Linked DNA regions of Homo sapiens: region 1 is linked to region 2. The links are chromatin loops, found by intact Hi-C in ENCODE. Cell type or tissue: endothelial cell of umbilical vein. All regions are shown on one strand. Links, peaks and the distances in the headings refer to the core of each region. The heading gives the core; the rest is flanking DNA.

Evidence for each region. A loop is a pair of places that touch in the nucleus more often than their neighbours do. Peaks named below come from ENCODE experiments on the same cell type or tissue, not always from the same donor. Only the 100,000 strongest peaks of a DNase experiment are listed, where the experiment ranks them.
Region 1: a loop joins it to region 2, with 4 times the contacts of the local background. A loop is called at or near these places in 6 of 110 quality-filtered maps.

What each region holds. Positions count from the first base shown.
Region 1 is chr13:99,314,761-99,330,030 of GRCh38, reverse strand. UBAC2 (UBA domain containing 2) reads right to left here. Exons shown (of 9, transcript NM_001144072.2): 6 at 11,962-12,009. Among named protein-coding and RNA genes, the nearest start is that of GPR183, 15 kb to the right of the region's middle. RefSeq lists an enhancer at 14,669-15,270. In endothelial cell of umbilical vein, for the core only: no CTCF peak of the experiment used is centred there; a DNase peak (open chromatin) is centred at 8,780; H3K27ac peaks cover 1,602 bases.
Region 2 is chr13:99,260,011-99,275,280 of GRCh38, reverse strand. The region is part of intron 4 of UBAC2 (UBA domain containing 2); the gene reads right to left. It overlaps LOC124903198 (a long non-coding RNA gene), which reads left to right and starts at 13,577. Exons shown (of 3, transcript XR_007063846.1): 1 at 13,577-13,658; 2 at 15,033-15,142. RefSeq lists a silencer at 12,760-12,982. In endothelial cell of umbilical vein, for the core only: a CTCF peak has its summit at 5,463 (motif pointing left); a DNase peak (open chromatin) is centred at 5,470.

The DNA.
Region 1 (15,270 bases), core at 7,569-10,068, 51 kb before region 2:
ATTGCAAAGGGGAATTAAAGAAGAGCTAAATAAACGTAGAGACTTATCACGTTCGTGCATTGGAGAACTCAATACTGTTAAGATTGTTGTAGTAGCTGTTGATTACTGAGCAACAAATTACCTAAGACTCAGTGGCTTGAAACAATAAGCATCTATTATCCAATTTCTGTGGGGGCAGGAATGTGGGAGTAACTTAGCTGAGTGGTTATGGCTCAAGGTCTCTCATGAGGCTGTAGTCAGTCAAGGTGTCAGCCTATCTGCACTCATCTCAAGACCTGACTGGCACTGGAGGATAACCTTCCAAGGTGGCTCAAAAACACACCTAGCAAGTTAGTGCTGACTGTTGGCAGGAGGCCACGATTGTTGGCCATGTGGACCTCTCCACAGGTCTGCTTAAGAGTCCTCATGGCATGGTAGATGGGCTCCCCAAGGGCAAGAGATCCAGGAGAGAGTAAAGACACAGGACTAGCTGTGTCTTTTATGATCTGCTCTTGGGAGTCACATTCCATCATTTTTGCCACATTCTATTCATTATAAGTATCACCAAGTACAGCTCAAATGCTAGCAGAGGAAAAATAAGCTCCACCTCTTGATGTGTAAAAGAATCTGTGGAAACATTTAAAAACCATCACCATGGCAATCCTTCCCAAGTTGATCTAAAGTTTCAACGCAATTACAAGCAAAATCTTAACTCTTTTCCCCTTTTTTTGAAGAAATTACAGGCTGATTGTAGAGTGTATATTAAAAGTCAGTGTCCTAAAATAAGCAAACCAGTTTTAAAAAAGAAAAACAAGGTGGGAGGACTTATATTGCCTGATTGCAAGACTTACCATAAAGCTGTAGTCATCAGTGCAGTGTGGTATTGGCGTAAGGACAGACATATAGATAACTGGGAAAGAAAAGAGTCAAGAAATAAACCTATACTGGTCAACTGAGTTTTGGTGCCAAGGTCATGCAATGAGAAAAGGGTCTTTTCAATAACTGGTAATGGAACAAATGAGTATCTGTGTGGAAAAGAATAAATCTTACCCTTTACCTCAAAAGAATTATACTCAAACTGGATCACAGACCTAAATGTAATAGCAGAAACTATTAAATTCTTGAAGAACATATAGGAGAAAATCTTTGTGACATTGGATTAGCAAAGATTTCTTAAATAGAACATCAAAAGCACAAACTATTTTAAAAACCAGTTAACAATGAATTAATCAAGATTTTAAAATTTTGCTTTTTGGTAACAGACAAGCCACAAATTAGAATACAATTTTCATAAAACATGTCCAACAAAGAGCTTATATCTAGAATATATAAAGAATTATTTTAAGTCAGTTAGAAGATAAATAGCCCAATGAACAAAATGGATAAAAGATTTGAACAGATATTTCACAAAAGATATGAAAATGACCACTAAGCACATGAAAAAAAATGCTCAACATCACTAATCATTAGAGAAATGCAAATTAAAACCACAAGATACCACTACACACCCAATAGAGCGGCTAAAGCTAAAACAACTGACAATACCAAGTGTTGACAAGGGTGTAGAGAATTTGGAAGTTTCAAACATCGATGGTGGAAATGCAAAATGGTAGAGCCACTTTGTAAAATAACATGGTAGTATTTCCTAATGTCAAATATACACTTACCATATGACCCAGCAATTCCGTTCCTAAAGAAGGAAAACATATGTCCACACACAAATGTGTACACAGATGTTCACAGCAGCATTATTCATAATAATCCAAACCTGGAAGCAACTCAAATGTCCACCAATTGGTGAATGGATAAACAAAGTATGGTGCATCCATACTATAGATTAATACTTAATCTATTAATTGTTACTTAATACAATAATAAATGAAAAATTAATTTTAAAAATTGGTGAAATTTTCATGTTCAAGTGAAAGAAGTAAAACACAAAATACTTCATATTATACAATACTAAGTATATGAAATTCCAGCAAAGGCAAAACTATAATTACATGAAGATCAGTGGTTACCTGCGGCTGGCAGCTGGATGTGGGGAAAGAGCATGGGGCATGAAGCCACCATTCATGGTCAGGAGACTGCTTTCCATATTGATTATGGTGGTGAGTACATGACTGTATATAACTACCAAAGTTCAACGAACTATACACTTAAAATTGGTGAGTTCTATTGTATGTAAATAACATCTTAATAAACAAAAAAAGGGAAAAAGAATCTTTTAATAAAAAAGAATGTGAAGATCTAGAAAGATCTCAAATAGATACATAAATCTTTTAAATTTTATAAGAGGTAGGATTTTAGCAGAACAAAAACAAGCTTTTAACAACAAAAAACTTCTGCTGCTTTGAAAATGTTCTCAGCTATCAATATAAGCTAACATGGAAGACCTTTGATAACATCCTATGCTGTTGTTTATAAATAATAAATAAATTCAAAACGACATGTTAATTTTACCATAGTCCCTTCCCAGAGGCTATCATCAAGACAGAAGGAAAATATCAACACAGTCAGTCCCCGAAGACAAACACTGGACACTTAAACACACACACACACACACAGAGAGAGAGAGAAAAACCAAAAACCAAAACTACATATAGTTTAAAGAGATAATCAAAACTGATGAAAAAATTTTAATTTCCTGATAAAAAGACAATGTGAAGACCCATGGGAAAATGTTCTGTCCTGCAACGGACATGATAATCTACCAGTAATCTCTACAATGTAAAAGTACGGGTGTTTCTTGGCAACCTCTTCCTTATCTCTACTTCTTTTTCCTTTATTCAGTAACACTACTATACCAGCCTAATATACTTTAAATTATCCTTTAAGTTTTCTCTGAATGTTTCTTTACTTCAGATTGAGTATGACAATGCAAGAAATACAAGACAGTGAGTTTGCTGAAGGTGAGGTTTAAGCTGAGTTTTTAACCAAGCATGGAGAGAGGACCAGTTAAATATCTTGATGATTTTAGAAGAGAAAGCATAGCTATAGGCCACATTCTTCATATTACGAAGAAAATAGAGTCTGCTAATGAGAAAAAATTTTCCTTGGCTATTGGTCAGCACACAGAAGGCTGCAAAAAGTTGTCGATTGTGTTTTTCAGGGCCTCTGGGGACTTTGAAAACCTCTTCATACCCAAGATTGCCCTCCAGAATCATGTCTCCATTGCTGATGAATGGGGCCTCATCCTAGTGGTGTGGCTAAGGGAAACTTTAAGAATAACTGTGTCTGTGCATCTCGTGGCTGGAAGAGACATGGATGAGAGCCTTGAGATGTGCAGTGTAAGGTGCTGGACTCACTGGGCCTGGAGCAGAACACCTGGCCTTTGTCCTGGTTCTACCACCCATCATTCATGCAACCTGAAACTCAGCCTCCCTATCTTTAAAATAGGCAGTCCAGGTATTCTACCACTATAGAGAACACATCAAGAACCTAGTAAGGCAGTACACATTGTAAGCATCCTGACAATCATGTAGTATAATGTTTTATAGTACAGAAATTATTTTTTGATAATATTAAGTTTTTAAACTAAAAAATTATTTTTAGAATGTGTATCAAGTAGACATTGTGCTAGGCACTGAAGATTATGAAGAATAACATAGAATTCCTATAAACTAAAAGGACTCTCCTACAATTCAATACCAAAAAACTAATAACCTAGTTTTAAAAATGGGCTAAGGACCTAAACAGACATTTCTCCAAAGAAGACATACAAATGGCCAATAGGTACATGAAAAAATGCTCAATGTCACTAATCATCAGGGAAATGCAAATCAAAACCACAATGTGGTATCACCTCACACCTGCTGGGATGGCTATTATAAAAAAACAAAAAACACCAAAAGACAAGTGTTGGTTAGGATGTGGGGAAAACTGGAACCCCTGTGCACAGTTGGCAGAAATGCAAATGATGCAACTATGGAAAACAGTATGGAGGTTCCTCAAAAAATTAAAAATAGAACTAATATGATCCAGCAATCCCACTATTGGGTATACATCCAAAAGAAATGAATCAGGATCTCAAAGAGGTCTCGGCACTCTCATGTCATCACCATGTTATTTGCAATAGCCAACATGGGGAAACAACCTAAGTGCCCATCAACAGACAAAGGGATGAAGAAAATGTGGTCCATGCATACAATGCAATACTATTCAGCCCTTCAAAAAGAAGGGCATTTTGTAATATGCAACAACATGGATGAAACATGAGGACCTATATGCTAAGTGAAACAAGCCAGTCACGGAAAGACAAATACTGCATGATTCCACTTATATGAGGTATATAAGATAGTCAATTTCACAGAATCAGAGAGTAAAATGGTGGTTGCTAGGGGCTGGGGGCAGAGGGAAAAGGAGAGTTAAAAATCAACAGGCATAAAGTTTCAGTTAAGCAAGAGCGATAAGCTCCAGAGATTCGCTGCACAACCCCATACCTATAGTCAACAATTATAAACTGTCACTTAAAAATTTAAGAGGAGAGCTCTCATAAATAAAGTCAGGACTGACTCAGGAAAAGGGTTGGGCCAGGACTTAAATGAGTAAGACTTCCTAGAAGAAGGGATATGTGAGTGAAATAGGGGATATAGTTGGAAGAAACTGCATGTGGTTATGCAAAGCTATCTTTTAAGAGCATAGACATAGGCCGGGCACTGTGGCTCATGTCTGTAATCCCAGCAATTTGGGAGGCCGAGGCGGGTGGATCACGAGGTCAGGAGATCAAGACCATCCTGCCTAACACGGTGAAACCCCGTCTCTACAAAAAACACAAAAAAATTAGCTGGGCATGGTGACAGGCGCCTGTAGTCCCAGCTACTTGGGAGGCTGAGGCAGGAGAATGGTGTGAACCCGGGAGGTGGAGCTTGCGGTGAACCAAGATCGCGCCACAGCACTCCAGCCTGGGTGACAGTGAGAGACTCCGTATCAAAAAAAAAAAAAAAAAAAAAAGAGCATAGACACTAAAGTTATGCTACCTACATTTGAATCCTGTCTCCACTACTTTTCAGCTACCTGGTGTTCTTGGCAAATTACAGTCATGTGTTGCTTAATGATAAGGACACATTCTGAGAAATGTGTTATGTGATCTGGTCATCGTGTGAACATTACAGAGTGTACTTACACAAACCTAGATGGGATATATATTTTCATTTATATATATTTTTTCATACAGAAAATCAAGTGTTCTGGCACCATGACTGAATATCAGTCATTTCCCCTACTTGATCTGCAGTGCCAACACTGAGTGCCATACACCAGGTTTCTACCTATGCTCCATTAGAATCCACAGGGCCACCACTGAATACGCACTCTGTTGTTGATCAAAACGTTGTTACGCAGTGCATGACTGTAGTTAATTTCCCTGTGCCTCAGTTTCTTCATCTATAATAGGGAGAATATTCCGTAGTTCCTCAGGTTTTTATGAGGGCTAATTAAAATAATGTTTGTAAAGTGCTTAGAAAAGAGTACTATTAGTCAGCTTTTTCTAAGTTATACTGTGGTAACAAATTATCAAATTTCAGTAGCTTATAACAAAGATTTCTTTCCTGTTCATGCTACATGTTGGTACAGCCCTGCTCCATTTGACTTCTTCATTCTGGAGTCTGAGGAGCTGCCCCTCTCCGGGCCCTGCTTTTCTCATGGCAAAGGGGACAGAGCAATGGTGGAACCAGGCAGTGGCTCTTCAAGCTTCTGCTTGGATGAAGCATTTGTCACTGCTGTTCATATTTTAGTGGCTAGTGTAAGTCAAACAACAAAACCTGATGTCAACAGGGCATGCAGAGGCCCTATAGGGAGGGCTTCAGTAGAGAGGGGCAGAACATATTTTGACCAAATATATTTGAACAAACAAAAATACTAGAGTAAAAAATCTACCACAAGTGTCTGGTACATACTAAGTGCTGTGTGTTTGTTAAAGAAAAATACTTGTTTGCACAATCATACAGAATCCTGAAAGTGGATGTTTGGGAATGGATTGTGTGTAGTTGGAGTGTATGGTTCACAGAAGTGACAGGGGTAGGTGAGGAGGTCGCATTTTGAAAGGAGGCTAGATTTTTGCCTACAGGTAGAACATAAGTTGCAATAATAAAATTTTATAGCTATTTTTATAAATTTTATAAGGCAATTCTATCTGCCAGCTTTATTAAGACAATGGCATCATTTCATTTATTCTGCACTGAGCATTTAAAAATCACACGTCAACTGGTCGCTACCTCCCTGTGTTAACAATGGCCTAAGACACCATTTGTCATCCTGGGCCTGAGTTGCAATTGCCACAAGGAAGAATATATTAATAGAAGGCTTCTTCCAGTTAGTCCTGGCTCCCTGTGGTCAGGAGTGGGAAAGGTAGCATAGAGAGGGAGGGAGGAAAAAGGAGAAAAGGGAGTGTATATGGATGAGTCAACGTGAATGTGAGTGTGTGTGGGGTGTACATTGGACAAGCACTGACATCACACTTGCTATTTTAATTATAAGGCACCCTCCAAATTTGGATGCTTCTTAAGAACCTGCTACTTGTCTTCAACTTCTACATGTGGTCCTTTCACAAGTCCCATCACCCTCATGGCTTTGGTCAGCCTTGAAATTTTTGTTTGTTTGTTTGTTTGTTTTTTGTAGAAACAGGGTTTTGCCATGTTGGCCAGGCTGGTGTTGAACTCTTGGGCTCAAGCGATCCACCTGCCTCAGTCTCCCAAAGTGCTGGGATTCCAGGCATGAGCCACTGTATCTGGTTAGCCTTGATTTTTCTTTGCAGTTCCTGTCCTCATTTTCAATGAACTACTAGAAAATAATCCAAATCTCTAAAGTAAGTTTAACTGGGAGGCTTGTGCATCAGAGGAGTTATCTGAGCTGCTACCTATACCACTCTTTGGTCAATGGAGAAGCAATCTAAGGGAAAAAAGGTTAAATAGGAGAAAAGGAAGCACGGAGAGAAGAGAGAGCTGGGCACAAGCAAAGGCGGCGCAGAGGAACTCACACCTACCATCCCTCGCCCAGAAGCAGGCCAGGGCCTCAAAACATACTCTAAAGATGCTTATGCTTCCACAGCAGGTTATGCTGTTTCCATTTGTTCACAGTTACTTTAAGACAGTGGTTTGGGTTTTTTTGTTTGTCTTTAAAAGTACTACAGAGGGAAGAGAGAAAGGCAAATCACAGCCCGCAAATGCGCTGTCTTGACTCCCTCCAGATGGCTCATTTTCCCTACCCCTGTCCTATGATCTACGAACCCTGATAAGGCTTCTGTAATCTTGCACCATCGTAAAGTGTTTCTTCTTGAAGTGCTTTAAAGATCCCCACTCCTTACAGAAAACAATCCAAACTCAGACCACATTTGAAGTCCCAAATCTTACTTTTGGGTGTAACAGATTGTTTTTTTTCCACACTAAGGCTGCTGGATCAGAGATAATCAAAGTCTGATATACTGTACATGACAAGTAACGAATGCAGGAAATGGGTACAGTGAAGGGCTGCGTTGAAGGGAGAAGTCTGAGGAATATAGGCCTGTTAATTCACTCTCAAACAGCTTAAAAGAGGGTCAAGTAAAGATAAATGTGTGAACTGTAAAAAGAAAATTGGCAAAAGAAGGCTCTTTCTATTTTAATCATGCCAGAATCAGATCAGTCCTGAGACCTCGGCTTTTGAGAATTAGGGTGCATCCCTGTGGTAATGACTCAGTACTATGATTCATAAAACTGTAGAAAATGAAGAAGTTCTGAGATGTAGATGGCTCAAAAGCTCTCTGCAGAACCACAAGAAGAATTTAAATGAAGTTCAGTAAGTAAGCAATGCTTTAAGGAAAAGTATTAATGTGTAAGAAAATTAGTGGAATTATGAATATGTAAAGACTGACTTCAATTTTTGAAGGTCTCTCACCAGACATCTAGAAGAACAGTTGATACGGTCACTGAAATGTTGAAGTATTTGTTTAAACTGATATATGTCACTTGGCTGTAATAGCCAAGCTTTCCAATTACAATTTTGCAACATTTCATGAAAAGTCCTATTTTAAATACTAAATGTTTGCATTAAAAATCAGAACTGTCAAATGAGGAAAAAGGTAACACAAAAACATTTATCAATGATACATGTGAATAATCTTACAGTCATCTTTAAGTACAAGAGAATCCCCCTCACCTTTCCTGGGCAGCAGCTGGAGTCTCTACTGGATAACAAAATAGGACTGAGGTCTGACAGCCATCCTGGGCAAACTAACTTACTATTGCTCCTGTAAGCTAAAAACTGTCTTCCCTCAACTCAGAAAAATGATTTAGTTATTTTCTGTGATATCACTGAAGATAAAAAGTGGTCAACTTACCTAGTAAAATACTGTACTGACATAATTTATCAACCTTCTATTTTAATCAGTGGAATATTTTAAAGTTATATATTCAAAGACATCTATAATTATGCAAGAATAAGGGACACCGAGGAGAGATTAAAAACTAGCCTAGGCCAGACACGGTGGCTCACGCCTATAATCCCAGCACTTTGAGGCAGATGGATCCCCTGACGTCAGGAGTTCGAGACCAGCCTGGCCAACATGGTGAAACCTCGTCTCTACTAAAAATACAAAAAAAGTAGCCGGGCTTGGTGGCGTGCACCTGCAATTCCAGCTACTTGGGAGGCTGAGGCACGAGAATCACTTGAACCCGGGAGGCAGTGGTTGCAGTGAGCCAAGATCATGCCACTACACTCCAGCCTGAGTGACACAGCGAGCCTGTCTCCAAAACAAAAAAGCTAGCCTAAACAAAATAAATCAACCAGTACCTAGCTAAATAAAATAAGCTCAATCCAAAGTTGGCAGCTTTCCAGAAAAGCATGAGTAAAGTTTTTGGTTTCTATGACAGCAAATAACAAATTACTCATGTTTCATACAAATATCTTTGTTTAAAAAATACTCTTTTTCTTAAAAACCACATTAATTGCCAGAATGAAATAAAATCATTGCTTAACACACATGGTTAAGTGAATTACTGGTTTCAATACTAAAATGTGAAATCTCATCAACAGGTTTTGTAACATTCCCCAAAACACTGAATATCATCTATAATTATAATTATCTGTGCATTTCTTTTGCATAGTAAGAATTTTATTTTGTTAGTATTTTATTTAGCATAAATATCTCCCCAAAAAGGGAAGTCACTTGATCTATAAAGGAAGAGGGGAAGTCATGTTGAGCAAGAGACATCTGGAATAGGCAGACTGTGGCTTTGTGAATCTCAGGCTTGGATCCTATAGTCAGTGGTGTGTAAATCAAACACTCACAAATAATACTGATATTGTCTTTTACAATCTTCCTTATCTAAAGTATGCCACATCACAGTAAATATTTCATAATAAAAATGAGAATTTTCTAGACAAAGAAAGAAAATGTTCCTTAGGTTCAAAACAAGCACCAACATTTATGGTATAGGAACATAGGAAAACTGGCCATGATTCATGAATATTAATTATTTTAAATAAACAGTCATCTAATTATGGTAAAATAGTAATAAAGAACAAGGTTAATATGAAGATTTATCAGATTTTTTGTCATAGTAGAAGGCCGGTAACTTTGGCTGAATCAATGACTGTAAAAGGCTCAGAAATGTTTATTATTAGTAGGGTTCTTTAAAATGCTACATTATCTTTGAATTATATTCCAAACACACTGTAATTCTATTCACCCTTCTGAAACAAGGGATTTTTTTTGGTCAAGAATTTTATTTTAAACGTCTGATTCCTTTTAAAAAGTTAAAACAGGTACCCCACTACCTGTTAAACATGTGTACCGGAAAAGACTATAATCATAACATATAATTTTAGATTTTAAAAAGACTATAAAGAGATGAAAAATGCAACCTCCAATTTTAGTGCACTGAATGTCACACAATGCAACTTTCTGAGGAGACAGCAGGCACTTAAAGCTAGGAGTCTAAAAAAAGAATAAAGAAAGAAAATGGAATGTGTTTTAAAAAACTGAGTCACATAAGAGTTACTAAGGAAGGGGACAAATATGGAGAGTAAAAGAATTAATAGTAACTAACACAATGAAATCGTATACAATAAGGTACTTCAATATTTGAATGCTTTTGGAAAATATTTAAAACAGAACTCAAAACCATTACTGCTAAGTGAAACAAATATGCCATGGAACAAACAGTACATCCTCAGGCATCTCTCATGATCAAAGCAATGAGCTCCTTCTTTGCTGTTCTCAGGCTGGTTAAGTCTTCCTCAGTCACGCAACAGTTCTAACTGGGTGAGCCTAGACTTGGGGGAGTCTGGCACCTGTGTCCCAGAGAATCAGTCTAACCCCAGGATGGCCCTAAGCCACCACAAGTCTCAAGAATACCAGACGGATAGCTTAGGTGTTTTGAAGACTTCACAATAGGGTTTAGCTCTGTGGTCCTGAAGCCAAATCAGGTATCTGGGTAGATGTGAAAATTTTTAGGGAGGAGAAAACAAAGTGACTTGGAGCCCCAGAATATTGGCTGCAAGCATATCAGCTGTGGGGAACAAAGGCGTGAATTTTAAGCAAAGAATGAACACAGAAAAGGAATAATACAGAGAGCTTAAAGGAAGAAGAGGGGTAAGCAGGCGTACAGGATGACACACTAGCCCCAAATACCAGTCATTCACCCAAGAAACAAGGATAGTGATAATTTATTTGAAATGTGTACAGTGATTGCAGTGAAATGTGTATTATTATGAATCCATTCTGTCATTTAAGTCTTTTCTAAGAAAGAAATAAAATCTATGCTCTATAACCGCTAGTTAAAATTTATTTTTATAAATCTGGAGGTTTAAATTTAAGTCATGGATGAAGAATAAAACTCCACTTCATGCTCTAATTTTTTTTAATACCTCACAGAGAATTTAGGACAAACGCTTATTATTAAAATACAATAGCATAGACAAGATGAAAAAATTCCAGCAAACATACTGAGGTTGCTTGGTTCATTCCCTTCTTCCATGATGAGACTTTGGTCAGGTCCAACCCACCTGACTTTCCAGTTGGCATTATTTTTTTCCCTCGTGTGACAATGTCTTTTTACAAAATGAGCAGACTATCTCTCCTTATTTTTAGTAAGTCCAACTTCTTCATTTTCAGGCTTTTTTTTTTTCTATGATTTAAAAACAACACTGACAAGCCCAGCTAAAACTTTCATCAAAATTACCTTGAAAGCACAAACTGGCCTCCTTTGTCTCAATTTTCCCTGTGACTGGCCTTTTTTTTTTTTTTTTTTTTGAGATGGAGTCTCACTCTGTCGCCCAGGCTGGAGAGCAATGGCGCCACCTCGGCTCACTGCAAGCTCCACCTCTCGGGTTCCACGCCATTCTCCTGCCTCAGCCTCCTGAGTAGCTGGGACTACAGGCGCCTGCCACCACGCCCAGCAAATTTTTCTGTATTTTTAGCAGAGATGGGGTTTCATCATGTCAGCCAGGATGGTCTCGATCTCCTGACCTCATGATCTGCCCGCCTCAGCCTCCCAGAGTGCTGGGATTACAGGCGTGAGTCACTGCGCCTGGCCGTGACTGGCCCTTTTTAATCACCACAGAAGTAACATTGAGCCAGACCTGCCATGGGTTAAAAGAATGTTGAGAGCCGGGTGCAGCGGCTCATGCCTGTAATCCCAGCACTTTGGGAGGCTGAGGCGGGCAGAACACCTGAGGTCAGGAGTTTGAGACCAGCCTGACCAACATGGAGAAACCCCATCTCTACTAAAAATACAAAATTATCCAGGCGTGGTGGCACACACCTGTAATCCCAGCTACTCTGGAGGCTAAGGCAGGAGAATCACTCGAATCCGGGAGGCAGAGGTTGTGGTGAGCTGAGATCGAGCCATTGCACTCCAGCCTGGGCAACAAGAGTGAAATTCTGTCTCAAAAAAAAAGAATGGTGAGACAGTTGAATATGACGCACAATCTAAATAGGACAATTTTCCTAATGTTTTTACAGGAGAGAGAGAGAATTGGGTGTAAAAGGGTAGTCACACTTACAAGTCCACTTATGGCTACAATCCAGATGTAGGAACCAGAGGTGAAAAGCTATAAAAGAAAAAAAAAAGGCAACTAAAAATAAAATTCAACTGCCAGTCACAGCACACTTATTTTTACATAACTATAGTCATGACCATTTATATAAAGTATTAATTATATATGCCATAATACAGAGAAGCAAATGGAAAATTAGTAAATATCAACTGTTACTTAAAAGAAAATTATATATTAATTTTTTTTATTCAGACATCAGACTTTGTATAGCCTAAAACAAGTTGAACCTGGCCCACACCCCATGCAAAGAAAAATAAATGAAACCCAAGTATGATGTTATTTACAAATTTCAACTGACTTAAAGTAAAATACTACATATAAAGAAATTATTAGAATTAACAACATACAAAACAGGTAATCACCATCCCATGCTTGGCAATGATGTGATATTTATGTAAATAACTTTCTCATTTTAATTTCTTAACATTGTCACCCTAAATTTAGATGGGAAGAACCCTGCCAGCCTACTTAGGTCTATGTCCAATGGTAACTTTCTCAAGTGTTGATATTCTCATTCTAGTTCACCCAAGGAAGAGCAAACTAAATAACAGAACAAAGTTAATTAATGGCAAAAGTAATTAGAATTAGATCTCATGAAATTCTTCCCTTTGTTTTCCAAATCGTTTATATCTTAGAGTTGTGCTCAGGGTAATTAAAAAAAAATCATAAGGACTCTGAAAGTGTTCCTGCAACAAAGAAATGATTTGTGGGTTATTGTTGGTTAATTTTTAGAACTTCAGATTGGGGGTTTACTTCTGATTGTGGAAGAAGAGGCAGGATACTCAGGCAGGACAGCCCAGGTTCATCGCTGGCATTGTGCTAGATGAAAACCTCAAAGTTCTGCACACTTACCAAGGACACACAGAAAGAAGACAGACACAAAAGGTAAGAGTTGACACACTCAGATAAAGAGGCTGGCAAGCTTTGCTCTAGTGATAGGCTCAGTTAGAAATGAGCACAGGCTGCAACTTTAAATCTGAACCTTTGATGTAGCACGGACGTTTGTTCAGTGGAAATGACTCTGATAATAATAAGGATGGAACCATGTAGACAAATATTTTGCTGTAATTTTCTTCTAAAAATAGAAAGAATAACAGACTAGCTAACACTTTCTATGTGTCAGGCATTGCTCTCAAGGCACTTCAGTAAAACCGAGTGGTTAAGCAATTTGCCACAGGTCAACAGCTAGCAGGTGGTGGGCTGGAGTGTATCCAGGACTGGCTCTACAGCCATGCTCTCCACTCTTCCAGGTCTCATACGCAAGTAAAAAGAGCGTATCATTTTGTCATTGAAAAAGTAATTTCCTCTGGGTTCTGAAGCCTCTCATTGCCTGTGTGGTCCCCATTATGTCTGCCTATGTCTTCACAGTATCTGTGTGTTTTCTCATGGCTGGGCTCCTTGAGGACAGGGGCTACATCTCACCCAGTGGGTGATACTGATTTAAGTATTGGATGGCTTGAGAGCCCACAACGTCATAGCCCATTGCACAGGGCATGATGTTATGGGCTCTCAAGTCATTGGATACTTAAATGAGCCTTAAGCATTTTGGCTCTTCCGATTATGATTCAAGTCTTCATTCATTCATTCATTCATTCATCCATTCATTCATTCATTCAACAATGTCCCTGGTTGTAGTGGGGAGAGACAAAGGCACAGAAACACATGCAAAGGCTTGGAGGGGAGGGAGGCAGGTGGAGGACAGACATTTTAGCACAAAGGAGTTCAGTTACACTCCTTCAAGGTGGGCACAGGGGGAGTTGACACCAGACAGTCAAGAAGAACCCTGCATGCCATTCATGCTAAGGACCTAGATTTTATCAAGGAGGCAATGAGGCATCTCCACCTCTATTTTCTGATCTCAACTTCTCCCTCTCAAAGTTACCGGAAATATTACAAAAATATTGGAAATTTATATTATTTTGAAAAACTATCCGTGGTAGTTGCATCTACCTTTCTGCTTTCGGCAGGGCTAAGGGGGATCCCTCATGGTGAGCTGTGTAACACTGTGGAAACGGCACTAGATATTAGGTTGGTGGAAAAGTAACTGCAGTTTTTGCCTTACTTTAATGGCAAAAACCGCAATTACTTTTGCACCAACCTACTACAATGGCCCCGTGATGAAGGCCATGCTGTGCCTCTTCATCCAACTAAGACCCCCTTTCCCCGAGAGATGAAACATACTACTTGCTTTATGCCAAAAACAAAACAAGAAATACATTTACAATCTCAGAAAAATGAATAGTGGTAGCTATAGAGATATAAATTATTAATTAATAGTAACCAATTGACTTAACTCTTATTATCTGTTCAGATTACACTAAACACTTCATGCTATCTTTAAAATACCTCTGTAAGGTAGATATTATCATCCCCATTTGATAGATGGGGAAATGGGGGCTCAGAAAAAGTAAGTGACAAAGCAAATCATTACCAGACCAAGTCATTAAACCGAAATTCAACAACCTGGCTCCAAAGACTTTCCACAATGCCACACTGAACTCCTACTCCACAATTAATAAAACAGTGTTTTCATTCTCAAAGATTCTACATAGCTTTAGAGTTGGAAGAACTATACAGTGAATGTGAGGCTCAGAGGGTTTCCATGACTCAACCCAAGTCTCATGGCTGGAGACAGCCATGCTAGGACTAGAACTTGGGTCTCCTGAGGGAGGTCTGGAGTGCTCTTCGAATTCCACATGGCCTCTGTCACAACAACTTTAAAAATATTAAATCTGCTATAGCAAATCCTACTCATAAGAATCAAATGCAGAAACGGGCTATTTGGTTACATGGATATCAGGTAGGATCAGGGGGCGTGTAACGGTACGGGGGTTGAGAGATGGAGAATAAAAAGATTTCATGAGAAACGGTTGTAAAAGTGGTAAGAAAACGCCCCAGATGAGCCATTGATAACACATGACAGCAGACTGGAGAAGTGAGAGGAAATGCTAAAGGTTAAAAGGGGAGGGAGGAAGGCATTCTGAAGTGACGCCAGTATCCGGTTAGAGTGCGTGGGATAAGGAATGTTATGAGTATTAATCAGTGGATCAAAAGGCCAAGCGACACATGGTGACACAGGAAGCTGTAGAATAAAACTACATCAAAAGCCGTGAGAGTAAAAGAAAAGTGACAGGTAGTACAGATAGAAAACTGAAAATCATTCTCCTACCACAGACCTGGAGCCCAGCAGGGAGCAATTGACATTCGCTGAGGATTGGCAAAGAAGCTTTTCAAATGTAACCTGGACAGTAGTAC
Region 2 (15,270 bases), core at 4,178-6,677:
GCCAACAGCACTGTGAGTCTTCCAATCCCAGTAAAGCCTGAAGATGACTGTGGTCCCTGACATCCTGAGTACAACCACATGAGAGACTCTAGGCCAGAATCACCCAGCTAAACTGCTCTTAAATGCCTGACCCACAGGAAAACTAGCAGTATCTTCCAAATCTAAACATATGTATACACTATGATTCTGCTTTCCACTCCTAGGTACATACCCAGCAGAAATGCATACATATATGCAACAAAAGACATGTTCAAAGACATTCAAGCTGCATGCAGTGGCTCACATCTATAATCCCAGCACTTTGGGAGGTGGAGGTGGGAGGACTGCTTGAGCACAGGAGTTTGAGACCAGCCGGGGCAACATGGAGAAACCTCATCTCTACAAAGAATACAAAAATTAGCTGGGAGTGGTGGTGCGCACCTGTAATCCCAGCTACTTGGGAGGCTGAGGTGGGAGGATCACCTGAGGCCAGGTAGTTGAGGCTGCAGTGAACCATGACTGCGTGCCACCACACTCCAGCCTGGGCAACAGTGAAACCCTGTCTCAAAAAAAAAAAAAAGAAAAGAAAAGGAAAAAGGATATTCATAATAACAGTATTTGTACTATTCCCAAATTATAAACAATCCCAATGTCCATTAACATTAACAGTATTATGAGGCCAGGCACGTGCCTCATGCCTGTAATCCTAACACTTTGGAAGGCCAAGGCAGGAGGATCACTTGAGCTCATGAATTCAAGACCTGCCTGGGCAACATAGCAAGACCTTGTTTCTACTAAAAATAAAAAAAACTAGCCAGTCCTGGTGGAGTGCATCTGTAGTCTCAGCTACTGGGGAGGCTGAGGCAGGAGAATTACTTGAGCCCAGGAGGTCGAGGCTGCTGTGATCATGCCACTGCACTCCAGCCTGGGCAACAGAGCAAGACCCTATCTCAAGAAAAAAAAAAGCAGTAGAATGGATAGATGGTGGTATTCACACACCAAAATACTATACCAATAATGGAAAAAAAATTAACTACAGGTACATACAGCAACACAGGTGAAACTAAACAGAATACTGAAAAAAATAAGCAAGATACAGAAGAGTCCACATCTCTATTATGTAAAGTTTAAAAACAGACAAAACTAGATCAGGGTGTTAAAAGTCAGTGTAGACTTCTGGGAGGAAGGAGTAACTGTAAGGTAGCAAAAGTGGACCTTTTAGGGAGTGGGTCACATTCTGTTCTTCAACTGGATGGTGCTTAGAAGGTGTCACTTTGTAAAAAGTCTGTGAGCTCTGGACTCAAGATATATACATTTATACCTCAATAAAAATTTATTTTAAAATATTAATTAGAATAATTGCAAGGTAGAACCCAGGAAACCTCCCAGCAAGGAGAGCAAAAACACAGAGAAAGAAAGCAGGAAAAAAAAAAAAAAAGATGAAAACTGGACCTGTCCAGGAGACTGAACATCTAGGTAATAGGATTTCCAGAAAGAACTGAGAAAAATGGAAGAGGAGGTGATCAAAATAATTCAGGAAAAATTCAAGAAGAGAAATACAGGGATCACCTGTTTGACAGGGCCCACACCAAGTGTACAACCCAAATGGATGAATCTGCTTGGATTCATCACTCCAAAGCACCTCATCAAAACTGTCACAAAGTATTAATAATCAGATCAACACTAAATTCATCAACAGCCACACTGCAAGGTACCTACCTTAAGAGGTAGGTACCTACCAAGAGATAGCATTTCCTTAATCATTTCTTCCTCTACATCTTTCCTTTCCCCCAGGACAGGCAAACTACCATATAAAGAAACCGCTTACTCTCAATACTGCTAATTTCTGAGAGTTTAAAAATGAATCCCTCACTAGCCAAGACACCTCTGGAACCTCACCAAACAGGAGTGGATCACAAAGGTCCTGCAGTGGCTGTGGATTCTCTATCCTGGGTGCTCACTGCCCCTCTTAACCTAATCTGACTCTGCCAAAGTGGTTTAACACCTTTCAGGGAAACATGAGCTAAGAGGCCAAAATCACTAGGCAACCTTAGAACACAGTCGCAACAAAAAAGAAACAAACTGAATAATATTACCAACTAGGAAAGCAACATTTTTAGAAAAGATGAACCTCAAGTTATAAAATATATTAATAGGTATACTAATAGAAGAGATAAAAGAAAATATTAATATCTCAAATTCCAGCTGAATTTTTAAAGATAACTGATTAACTTACTCTAAAATTTATACAGAAGAATAGTTAGGTTAATCTTGAAAAGATGAACCAAAAAAAAAAAAAGAGTAACCTGTTCTACTAGATATCAATACATACTACAAAAACAAAATGGCTAAAAATACTAGAGCATGAACAGACACACGGACCAATGGAATAGAGAGTAAAGCAGATACACACACAGACTCACAATGTACACATACACACACAATATACATGCTGCTGTGCACTGAACTTTGTCTCCCCCCACCCCTAAATTCATATGTTGAAGCACTAGCCCCCAATGTGGTGGTATTTGGAGGTAGGACCTTTGGGAGGCAATTAGGTTTAGGTGAGGTCATGAGGGTGGGGCCCCCATGATGAGATTAGTGCCCTTGTAAGAGGAGGAAGAGAGACCAAAGTGAGCTCTCTCAGCCATGTAAGGACACAGCAAGAGGGTGGCCATCTGCAAGTCAGGAAGACGGCAGGCCCTCACCAGAACTTGACCATGCCAACATCCTGATCTTGGACTTCTAGCCTCCAAAACTGTGAGAAAATAAATTTCTGTGTAAGCCACCCACTCTATGACAGCACGAGTTTACTAAGACACTCATATATCCTATGACCCTACATTCCTGCTCCTGGGTTTATATGCCAAAGAGAGTCTGTCACAGGCCCATGAGAATGGCTTAAGATTAAGGATATAGATAAAACAAGGTGGCCATGAGTTGATCAGTGTTGAAAGTGGGTGATGTTGAAACATGGGGTTCATTACAGTGTTCTCTCCTTTCTTATACATGCTTAAAAATTTCTCTAATGAACCCAGATATCAGAAACAAAGATAGAAATTAAAATATGGGCTGCTTTAGTGGCCCACAAGGCACTTGACCTAGATACAAGCCCCTGGAGTTGAGGGCTGGGATTTTTAGGTCTAGTAGAGCTAAAAGAGGTGACCTTAAGCAGCTCAAGGAAAGAGAGCTGGGACTGAGCCCAGACCATCAAAGATCACTGTCTTTTAGAGAGAAGACTAAAAATATTCCATTTATAGTCTGCTGAAACAACAAAGAAAGTTAGCTTACATTAAAAGCCTTGGAAACAAAAAGATCAAACAGTCCTAACAAAAAATTAAAATCTAAGGCCAACATCATACCTGAATTTGTGGCCTAGATTTACCCCCACTTGAATGGTCTGGGAGCTCTAAGGTAAGAAAATAATATAAAAGCTAATCCAGGCAACAAAAACCCCTCAGGACCCAGCAGTAGTAAACACAAAATCCCTCAACAGAGATACTTTTGTGAGCTGGGGGACATGGGGACTCGAAGAGCAAATGAAACCACTGAAAATGAGTTCACAATAAAAAATTAAAACTCTAAGAAACAACAGACTACCCTGAGGGAGAATTTGATAACCTGAGAAGCAGAAGTGAAAAACAATTTAAAAACTCTAAGTATGTATAAAATGATTAAGTGCTTTTTTAAAAAAGAATGGGAAACAATGAAAAGAAAGCACAGGCCAACATGACTTCATCTCCCAAAGCATCATGCAATGGCTCCCGAATGCCCTGATTAAAGGCCAAAATTAGTACAATGGCCTGACAGGACAGTGACCACTCTTACCTCCCTGGCCTCATCTCCTGCTATCTTCCCACACCCCATCCCCCCATCACTCTGCTCCAGCTGTCCACGTACGGGATGGTCCCATCTCCACCTGAGGGCCTTGGCACTGGCAGTCTCTGATATCTGGAATACTTTCCCCAATATCTCCACATAGCTCACACCTTGACCCCTTCAGGTCTTTGCTCAAATATTACCTGATTTCTGAAGCTTTTCCTTACTAGAATTATTAAAACTGCAATCCCACTCACACCCTGGCATTCCCTTCCCTAGTTTATTTAGTTTTGTACAACACAGATCATGATCTGGCATATATATATTACAAATTTTTATTTTGTTTACTGTCTTTTACCCTCAATTACAATGTACAGTCGATGAGGACAAAGATTTTGTCTGCTTTGATCAGTGCAGGATCCTCAGAGCCCAGAACAAGGCTTATCATAAAGTAGGTGCTCAACAAATAATTTAACAAGAGGAAAAGAGAATGCAAAAAGATTGGGGAAATCAGAAAAGAGCCGATTGCTCTTGTAAAATATGAGGTAGAATTCTCTCATTCATTCATGCATGCATAAATACCCAAACATTTACTAAGTGGCTACTTTATACAAGGAAGTGTCAAGCTATTCTCTTCCTCACTTTGGAAATTCTTTCTTCTCCTAAAACATGACTGAAATTGACTTCCTCCATAATTTACCATAAAAGATTAGCATATTTTCTAAGTTAATAAAAGTACGCAATGTACTGAAAATCATCTTTTACAGTTCAGCTTCCTGTTCCTTATTTTTATTCTTCTTCAGAACTCATGTGCATGTCCACACCATCAACCATCAATTTCTATCTAACTATGTTTCTAAGTACAAACTCTCGTTCCCTACTTACTTACTTTCTGGGTTTTGAAAATATTCTACTTGTTGTTGATACCACTATAATCTTGGACATTGATATAGAAATGTAAAAAGTAGTAATTAAAATCTAACACTTGATCTGTGCCCAAGAATTAGCTAAGGAGCATTATTTAGGAAGACAAAAGCTGATGACTATAAATGTGACCATAATATTCACCTCTGCTAAATTCCAATTATTTTCTTATTAACATTTACATACATGTGCATTCTAGTGAAAACAGTCTGTGGTTCATATAAGACTTCAAAGAGACACAAAATGGCAAACAATATTACCATATGCCCTTGATAAAAATATCTGCTTACAATTCTCTTTGATTAGCTCAATAATTTTCAGATAATGATTATTTTTTTCTTTAATGTTACTATTAGGGCCAAGTAGTGTGTTGCCTCACCTTACGTAGTTAAAATTTGGAACTGTGCTGAGCTGAGCCCATGAATAATCAGAACTAAAAATCATTCTTAGGTTTACATCATAGGAGTTTCACAATTGCTATACCAGTGGTGTTTAAAATACTTTATTGTGTTGTTTAGGAAAAATTAACACACATACACAATACCAGTTTTTAATTCTAACTACAGCACACGCCTTTATGAAATAGTCACAGGGTATCAAACTGTTAAAGGTGTTTGTATAAAGTATAATACCATTCTGTTATTTATTACAAAAATGTTTCACCATATGATCCCCATTTAATAACTTATTTTAGAGGAGTTAAAGCTTTTATCAAGTTCTATGTAACACTGCCATCTAGTGCAGTGTTACTGCAGGCAATGCCTACTGAACTGCTGAGCATGCTCATTTCAGAAAGGGGAAAACAGCTTTAACATGGAAGCTTACAGTCTAGATTGAAGTTCTGTAAGAATTCGTAGTAATAATATGAAAAATGTAATTTATTTTGAATATTTTATTTTATAAATGTTTCAAATATGTCACCCTACCAACTCATTATTTAGCTCTTACCTTAATGGTGTCAGGATTTTCTCATTCTATTCCTCTTTAAGTATTTATAAAGACTTTCTGGAAGTACGTACTTCAAAATTTAAAAATACCCCTTGCTTATAAGAAAGCAAAAAATCAATCACTTAGATTATATAGAAAAAATATCAAACCTCTTTGTATTACAGAATTTGAGAAATATAATAATAACTCTACATTGCAGTGAATTATGTCCTGGAACAAGTTCTGCTGTACCAGTACTAGGCTGCACAGAACATCCTGGGAAATGCGGTCCCTTGGCTGGACTCCAATTAATTTCTCTAGTTCTCTAAGCCTACTTATGAATCTCACAATAAAGAAGAGCACAGAATCAGAATATAGCTCATTTAAACCACAGAATGCTCACGGTTTAAAGGGATTTCATAGGCACTCCATTTGTGGTACCTACCAATGAGTGGACTTCCTGCAACACCCCTGCCTCGCACTCTCCCAGCCACAGCCTGAGTATCCTCAGTGTCAAATTCAGCAGCTCCCAAGGGAGATCACCTCATCTTGAGACAGTGAGTGCTGCAAAGTTACTCCTTATGCCAAGCCCAAAGCTATATCCCGTAGCATGTCCCCGTGGTCTTCATTCACCACAGGCCATTCCCCCCTTATTTAACTCCTCTTTCACTGGGCAGCCCTTTCAACAGTGGAAGACAGTTCTGCCCCAGTTTCTTCTCTCTGGGGTAAGCAATGCCTGTTCTCCACCTGTTTCTCCCATGGCCAATCTCCATCTCCACCCCATCCTGATGCCAACCTGGACCACCAGCAACATCCTTGTTTCCCTGTAATCCTACAAATGGCATCTAGGGGCATATTAGTGTCAACTGGCAGTCACTCCATGATGCCATTTCACAAGCCAAACAACTCTATCATTCAGTGCCTCTACAGCTGATTTTTAAGACTCAAGAGAAAGACCTAATGTTCTCTCTCTTACCTTCTTTACCTTTTGTGTTTCTTTTTTTTTTTTTTTTTTTTTTTGAGACAGAGTCTCACTCTGTAGCCCAGGCTGAATGGAGTGCAGTGACAGGATCATGGCTCACTGCAGCCTCGGCCCTCCAGGCTCAGGTGATCCTCCCACCTCAGCCTCCTAGGTAGCTGAGACTACAGGCACATGCCACCACGCCTGGCTAATTTTTTGTATTTTATGTAAACACAAGGTTTTGCTATGTTGCCCAGGATGGTCTCCAGGACTCAAACGATCTGCCTGCCTTGGCCTCCCAAAATGCCGAGATTACAGGTGAGAGCCACCATGCCTGGCCTCCTTCTATGTTTCATATTTTGACTATAAAGCCCAAAACTCCAGCTTGCTGAGGCAGCTAATGTGTTAGAGCTATTGTTCTTCTGAGAAGACTGCTAGCAGCTCCCCGAAAACCCACTGTTCCCTTATCTCCAGGGACACAACTGCCCAGGTAAGATTACATCTCCCAGCCTCCCTGTGATTAGGTGTGGCCACGTGACCAAGTTCTTGCCAATGGTTTGGGAGCAGGAGTGACATCTGCAACCTTGAAGGCACCTGGGGAAAGGCAATCCCTCCTCCTGCATGCCCCTTCTTTCTTCCACACCAGCTGGAAGCAGAAGCCATGGAGCCTCCTTGGAAGGCACATGTTGAGGAAAGCAGAGGTGCTCCACCAGACCAGGCCCTTGACGACTTACCGGTACAGAGCCTGCCTACCCCACAGGGTGGTTACAAAAGTGAAATGAACATCTGCGCTCTTTGAGCCACTGTGTCAGCGGTTTGTTACAGAAGCTTAGCCTCCACCATTACTGAAATATCCTCCTAGTTTTTGTAATTTGCAAATCTGATGAGCAAACACACTATATTTTGGTATTTTTTATCACTGATAAAATATTAATCAGAACAGCAGGGACCAAGAATGCTACAAAAAGATAAATGTTACTCTTTCAATTTCAAATGACTATAATAATAAAGGCAGATACCTTTCAGAGCATAAGAAAGCAGCAGTAGCAAGTGGAAGGCTCTGAAGTGAGCAGACTCTGGAACAGAGCTAGTTTCTTCCTTCCTTACTTATATCCTCCTGGACAAGGCAAAGGTGCTGAGGACTGCAGGAAAATACTGCTTCGGCTTAAGTCATGAGGAAAGGTTCCAAAAGGACTCATTGATTTTACTCAGGATAACCTCCCCTCCCTTCCCCTCACCATTTAGAAATCTAAAGCTATGAAATTCATCCTTATCATCAAAATATGATAAATGAGCAAGCCTAAAATATGCTCCAAAAATTGCATCAAAGGACACAATCAACAAAGAAAAGAGGCACCCTACGGAGTAAGAGAAAAAATATTTGCAAATCATCTGATAAGGGATTAACATCTAGATTACATAAAGAGCTCCTACAGCTCAACAACCAAGAAAGATTAACAAATGGGCAAAGAACTTGAATAGGCAATTCTCTAAAGAAGAAATATATATAAATGGCCAAGAAGCCCATGAAAAGATTCTTGAAGTCACTCATCATCGGAAATGGAAATGAAACCACAATGAGACACCACCTTATGCCCATGAGGATGGCTACTACAGGAAAGGAAGGGAGGGAGGGGAGGGAAGGGCGAGTGTGAGAGAGGTGTGCCTGCGAGCCAAGATAGGGAGAAACTGGGCATTGTGTTGCTGGTGCAGCTGCTGGGGAAAACGATACAGCCATTCCCCAACAAACTAAAACCAGAATTACCACACGATCCGGCAATTTCACTTTCAGGGATATAACCCAAAAGAACTGAAAGTAGGGACTGAAGAGATATTTGCTGTATGATGGGTACAGGCTTTCAGTCTGGGAAGATGAAAATGTCCTGGAGGTTGGCTGCACAGCAGTGTGAATGAACTTAACACTACTGAACTGCACATTTAAACATGGTTAAGACGATAAATTGTCTAATACATATATATATATATTTAACATGTCAAATTTGTTCTAAGGCCACATTTATGTTTAATATCTTAGTATAATATCAGATACAAATAAGAGTTAAAATGGAATCTTCTCAAGGCCCTAGCCCAGGAATACACATAGTCCTACAGAGAAAAACTGTTTCCTAAAAAAGAGGATGCTTCCAAAGAGGGCAGAAATGGTCTACAAGCCAAAATGTTTTAGAGTAAGCTTGTCCAACCTGCAGCCCATGGGCCACATGGGCCCAGGACAGCTTTGAATGCAGTCCAACACAAATTAGTACACTTTCTTAAAATATTATGAGTTTTTTCCATGATTTTTTTTTTGATCATCAGCTATCATTAGTGTTAGTGTATTTTATGTGTGGCCCAAGACAGTTCTCCCAATGTGGCCAAGGGAAGCCAGAAGATTGGCCACCTTGTTTTAGAGGAATACATTCATATCTATTATATAAAGCTACATATTATATAGTATTATGTAATATAATATAGAAATATTCATAAAGTAACATTAAAATATTTTATAATATTCTACCAATTAATAGCTTTTAAAAAAAATTATTTCAATTTCAAAGAGACTTTAGAAGGGGTAAAGGTGAAGAGCTCCAAGACCCACTAATCATCTGTAGGTGGCAGTAGAAGCACAGTATTTATGTCAAAGCAGCCCTGAACTATCAATCGGTATGGAAAACCGGAGACCATACATAAGAAATCTGGATCTATTTCATATTCAAATAAACTGTGTGAGTACTCCTACATTCAATAAATTGCAACTAACTTCTCTGATACGAAACCTTTTTAACTTGCCCACTTTTACCTTAAAACCTCTACACAGCCAATCCCAATCTACCTATTTCTTTTTGTCTCATTATTTTATTTGGTACGTCTTTGTAATTGTATCTACCTAGAAACATTAGCCATTCATTTTTTGAGACATGGCATAACCTTTCTTACAGAAAAACACAAACACCAGTCGAATCCATATGCCTGTTAACTGAGGGCCTGCTGGGTGAAGCACTACTCTAGATGCGCTGAAACGTTTGAAGACGCACGTGCCAGGTCCTTGTTCACAAGGCACACACAAAACGAGAACAAGAAGAAGAAAAGGGGTGAAAGTGCAATCAGGGATCAGTACCCACATGACTGTCAAAGAGAGATGTGTCACAGATACTTCAAACTCCAGTTCTAAAACCTGTAATTACTGATCCTAAATCAAATGTTCCATTCATGTTAGAAGAGCAAATCCTACACCAGAGGCAGAAAGATGTAAGCCAACACAGTCTGAGAACCTTTTTTCCAAAGAAGCACAGCGGCAGCTGGCCTGTGGGTCTCAGGGTGGTCCTGCCTGCCTCCTTCCTTCCCTTCTCAGTTAAGACTCTCTTTAGACTGTGGCTTGCTGAGCGCAAGAAGCTGTATGAGCTGAAAGTCATAAACTTCTCATAAAGTCTACCCATACAAATGGTATTAGCAATAAGAAGATAACATTGCTGCAAATATTCAACTGAATGGAGTACTAGTTTTATTTTATAAGCATACAAGGGAGAGTTCTGGTAAATACCTTGTCTGAGTAACCAAAATCAATGCAGTTTTATTACCAAGAAAAAAACAACACGTCTTCCTCTAAAGGTTGATTATAATGTCTCCAAGAGGTCGACTTAAAAATAAATTTAAAATATGGTAAAAAACATACACACTGAAGAACAATTAAAAAAAAAAAAAAAAACAGCGATGGCAAAGATCAGGAACTAATGTGACCCCATCAGGGGACTGAGTGCTTTGCATTTAGAGTAGGCCCAAACTTCAGCAGACACATTCTTGGTTTTCCTCCCTGGGATGAGGACTTAGGAAATGCATCCTGGACGCATTCAGGCTTCCATGCAGCCTCCAAGCTCCTATCCTGCCGGCTCCTATCCACAGTCCTACAGAAATTCAGAGGAAGACCAAAGGTAAAATACTCTCTGCAATGCAAAGAGTTGGGGAGAGGAATGCCTTCAAATCACACAAGGCCGGAAGTGGATGACCCCTCACAGAAGGCCTCACCCAACTGCCCCTGGGGAGAGTGACCATCAGAGAAATGAGCTAACATGGTTAAGACAACCTGGTCAGTTAGTGGCACATGCTGGGCTCCTGCACAGCTATCCAGTCCCAGTCTAAAGACAGGAAAAATTTAAATAAGCTACAAAGAAAAAAAGGGGACAAACGAAGCCAAGAGAACTAGTGCTTAGTGTCTACAGCATGCACTTTACACAAGCTATAAGGCAGTTTTTAAATAGGAAAGGTAACACATATACAGAAAAGTACAGCATGCCAGAAAATCCATTTGCTTCTTTTCCCTTCCCTAGCCTGTTCTCTGTCCCAGAGGCTGGTGGGTCCAAACTCTATGCAAAGGCTCATGGGCCCCTGGCTTCCTGCTAACAGGAGCCTCAGGGGAGATTTAGGCCAAGAGGAACCTGAGGTCACAGTGTACATTTCCCTGGTTCCTTCCTGTAAGGGAACCTCAAGCTTACCGTCTCTCAAAAGAAAAGCACTGCTCCAAGACAGCTGACTTGACTGGGGTCTCTCCTTCCAAGTTCTAGTAACCTCTCCCTTCCTTGATCTCTTTGGGCCTAAGTGTGGTGAGGGTAAGAAAAGCAACAGCTCCAGGATCCTGCCATACAGATGATGGGGGACCCTTCCTTATTATTACACATGCCCACACCCCACCCAAAAGGTTTACCACCTAAGCATGAAATCCTAAGCACTGTATTTTCATTTCATCTGCTTTTTGAAATTTATACAAATGGAATCATATGATATGAATTCCTTCATGTCTGGCTTTTTCAACTTAACACTAGATTCATGAGATTCATCCATGTTGTTCTATCTGCCCTGTGTATCATCAATTGTGATTGTGACTTGCACTCCACTCTATGCCTACACCACAAGTGACTTATTCATGCTATAGTTGAACATTCAGGTTGTTCCTAATTTGGAGTTGTTGTAAATAATGTTACCGTGAACATTCTTGTCCATGTCTCCTGGTACGCAGCATGTGTTTTTACTGGTTATAGACCTAGGAGTGGACTCTGAGTCATGGAGTGTTGGTATCTTCATTTTAATACTTAAACTGTTTTCCATATTTAAACTCCCACCAGCAATGTTCCTTGTTACTCGATACCCTCATCACTCAACATCCTTGCCAGCACTTTGCACTGTCCGTCTTTTTCATCGTAGGCATTCTGGCGAATGGATAATACCCTGCTGTGGTTTTAATTTTCATTTTCCCAATTATTAATAAAAAGTTGAGCAGATTTACATGTTGCTGACCATTTGGATCTACTCATTCTTAAGTGCTTGTTCAAGTCTTTTGGCCATGGAATGGCAGAGATCCCAGACACCACAATTACATGTACGAGCTGCCAGGATCCAGCTATAAAACCTTTCCTTGAGAATATCAACTCATTAGCAAGAAACAGGGAGATAAAAAGATGGTCTATTCCCTCAGGAGATTGTTTGCTATAAGTCAAATTACCATTTATGATGATTCTCTATTAAGTAGGGCCAACTTCAACAAAAATTACTAAAACGAAGTATAATATTATAATGCAAAATACAGAAAGAACATACAATCTGAGAGTCATGAGTAAATATTTCTGGGTCACACCATGTAAACTACATACTTTGCAGTCAGCATGAAGGTTAAGTTAGCTCAAGCATGTGAGGCTCTCAGAATCATGCCTGACAGTCACCTCTGATTACCTTTCATAATTTAGTTAAGAATAATGGCAGATATAATAAAAAATCCTAAGTAACTTGTCTTAAACCAACAACCCTCAACCTTATAGATACATGTTTACTTTTACTATACAAATGGCTGTGTACTAAAATCCTCAACCACACACACTATTATATAGGTTTATGTTTAAATAACCTGATAACACATCTCTTGTTCCTTTACCTTCCACAAGTCCTTTTTTTTTTTTTTTTTTTTTTTTTTTTTTGAGAGGGAGTTCTGCTCTGTTGCCCAGGCTGGAGTTCAGCCTCAGCTCACTGCATTCTTGGCTCACTGCAACCTCCATCTCCCGGGTTCAAGCGATTCTCCTGCCTCAGCCTCCTGAGTAGCTGGGATTATAGGCACGCACCACCATGCCCAGCTAATTTTTGTATTTTTAGTAGAGACAGGGTTTTGCCATGTTGGCCAGGCTAGTCTCGAACTCCTGACCTCAGGTGATCCACCCGCCTCAGCCTCCCAAAGTGCTGGGATTACAGGCATGAGCCACCGTGCCCAGCCCTCCTCTTTCTTCTGAAATGCACTTCCTCATATTACTAGGTGTTAACTATACAGTGGTTCCCCCTTATTCTCAGAGGATACATTCCAAGACCCCCAGTGGATGCCTGAAACTGCAGATAGTACCAAACCCTATACTTACTATTTTTTTCCTGTACATACATACCTATGATAAAGTTTAACTTATACATTAGGCTCAGTACCTTTGTGTTTTGGGACCATTATTAATTAAATAAGGGTTACTGGAACACAAGCACTGTGACACTGTGACAGTAAACCTGATCACCAAGGTGGCTATGAAAGTGACTAATGAGTGGGAATGTCTACAGTGTGGAGACACTGGGCAAAGGGAGGACTCATGTCCTGGGGAGGAAGGAGCGGGACAGTGAGAGATTTCATCCTGCTGCTCAGAATGGCATGCAACAGAAAACTTATGAATTGTTTATTTCTGGAATTTTTCCATTTAATATTTTCAGACCATATTTGACTGAAGGTAACTGAAGGTAACTGAAGCCTCAGACAGCAAAATTGCGGATAAGGGGACTACTGTATACCCATCTCCATTTGCACCTCTGGTAACTGTGAGATCAGAATGTGCAGCAGAAGGCTGTGTGCCTCACAATAACCATGGAGTTCTGCTCAATCTGCTGCCTTGGCGACTCTGGATCTCTCTTCCAATAGTAAAATGTCACACTGCAAACTCTGGGCCTGGGGTCCCATGGGACTTCAGTGGTTCCAGGACTGATTTCACTGCCATCACTTATATATGGTTAGATATGGATTCAACTTGTTTGCTGTGAGGTTAAGTGTCTGAATGTCTACATGTCTATACATCTTTAAAACTACACACAAAAATTGCTAAAGACAAGAAATTTGGGAATATTAAATTTACAATACAATTTAGGAAACCAAACAGAAAGGAGGTATACTAACTGGGTTAGAAGATTATAGCTGTAAATTGTTGGGACTTAAGAAAAACCACACATTTAGACAAATAGTTTCTCAATCTTCTTTATGCAGAAACTCTTACTATTCAACATATCTCCCCTACACCCACACCCAAAGAGCAGTCAGTTTAGATACAAGTTTGAGAAACAGAAAGGAGGGGACAAAGGTTGGAGGATGTCAAGGCCAAAGGATAGGCCTCTCCTCTAGTTCAGAGGACTCTTTGTCTGCCTCACACCCTCTTCTCCCTGGGGACTGGCTGTGTGCTGACTGTCCCCCTGCTGGGATACATGAACAGTAACAACAGTGGACCCCTGGTCCCCGCACTGATGGGAGGCAACAAGGATAAGCTGCCCTCACACTTGCTATGCTAACAGAACAGGAAATATTATTTTACCTGTGGCATAGACAAATGTCTAACATAGAAGCATATTTTATAGTGGGAATTTGCTATACAGATCTATTAACTACATTCTTTCTCATTAAAAACTGGCTTAACTGAATTATATTCACTCAAAAACTGGTTTATAGGGCTAAAATCAAAATTCACTTATGGCTTTTAATATCAAAACCAAAACCCAAAACTGCAGCTAAAACACACTATTTGATAAAGCAAAGGGAATCTTGCAGTCTCTGGGAATAAGTAAAATCCCTCTTTTGCAAGTGAAACATTTCTCCTTCACTCATATTCCAAAGTAAGTGAAGAAATTAAAGCTGCATGAATGGTCCCTGAATAAGTTCCTCTGTTTGGGGAAAAAAAAAAATTCATTAGGTTCAAGTATTAAAGAAACTTGTGTCTACATTATACAAGTTGAATCCTTGACCCATTGTTTACTTGCTGTCAAATGACTGGGCAGTTTCTTTTCACTATAATTCCCTGCCAACACAAAACCATCGCGAAGATCCAGGAGCACAGCGAACGGGGGTCAATGCTATAGGGCTCATGGGTTGCAGGGGAGGACGACAGACCTCAGGCCCTTGCCTAAGTCTCCCCATCTCATAAGCTGGTCAAAGTGTCCCTGCCTGCTGACTCAAGGCCCAGACATTTATCCATTCCTCCCCCAACCTCTCCATTTCTTCACCTACTTGTTCAGTCAGAAATTCAACCAATATTAAATGCCTCTTCTCTACACACATATGCAACACATGCCAACTCTCAAGGAATGCAATTTAGTGGAGGAGAAAAAGCAAGTAAATATGCAGTAACAATGCAAACATGTGCCACTACAGGGATAGGTACCAAGTGCTAAGGAAACCTGCAGGGATGAACAACCAGCCCAGCTTCGGAGGGCAGAGAAACCAGCCCAGCTTCGGATGGCAGAGAAAGCTTCCTGAAAAAGGTAGCTACAAGAACAAAGAGCAGCAGGCCATGCCATCAGGTGGGAGACAGTGGTGAGGAATGCCACAGTGGGTGGAACAGCATGTGAGAGGCAGGAAGAGCAAATGTAGCCAGTCCAGAGGGCTGGAA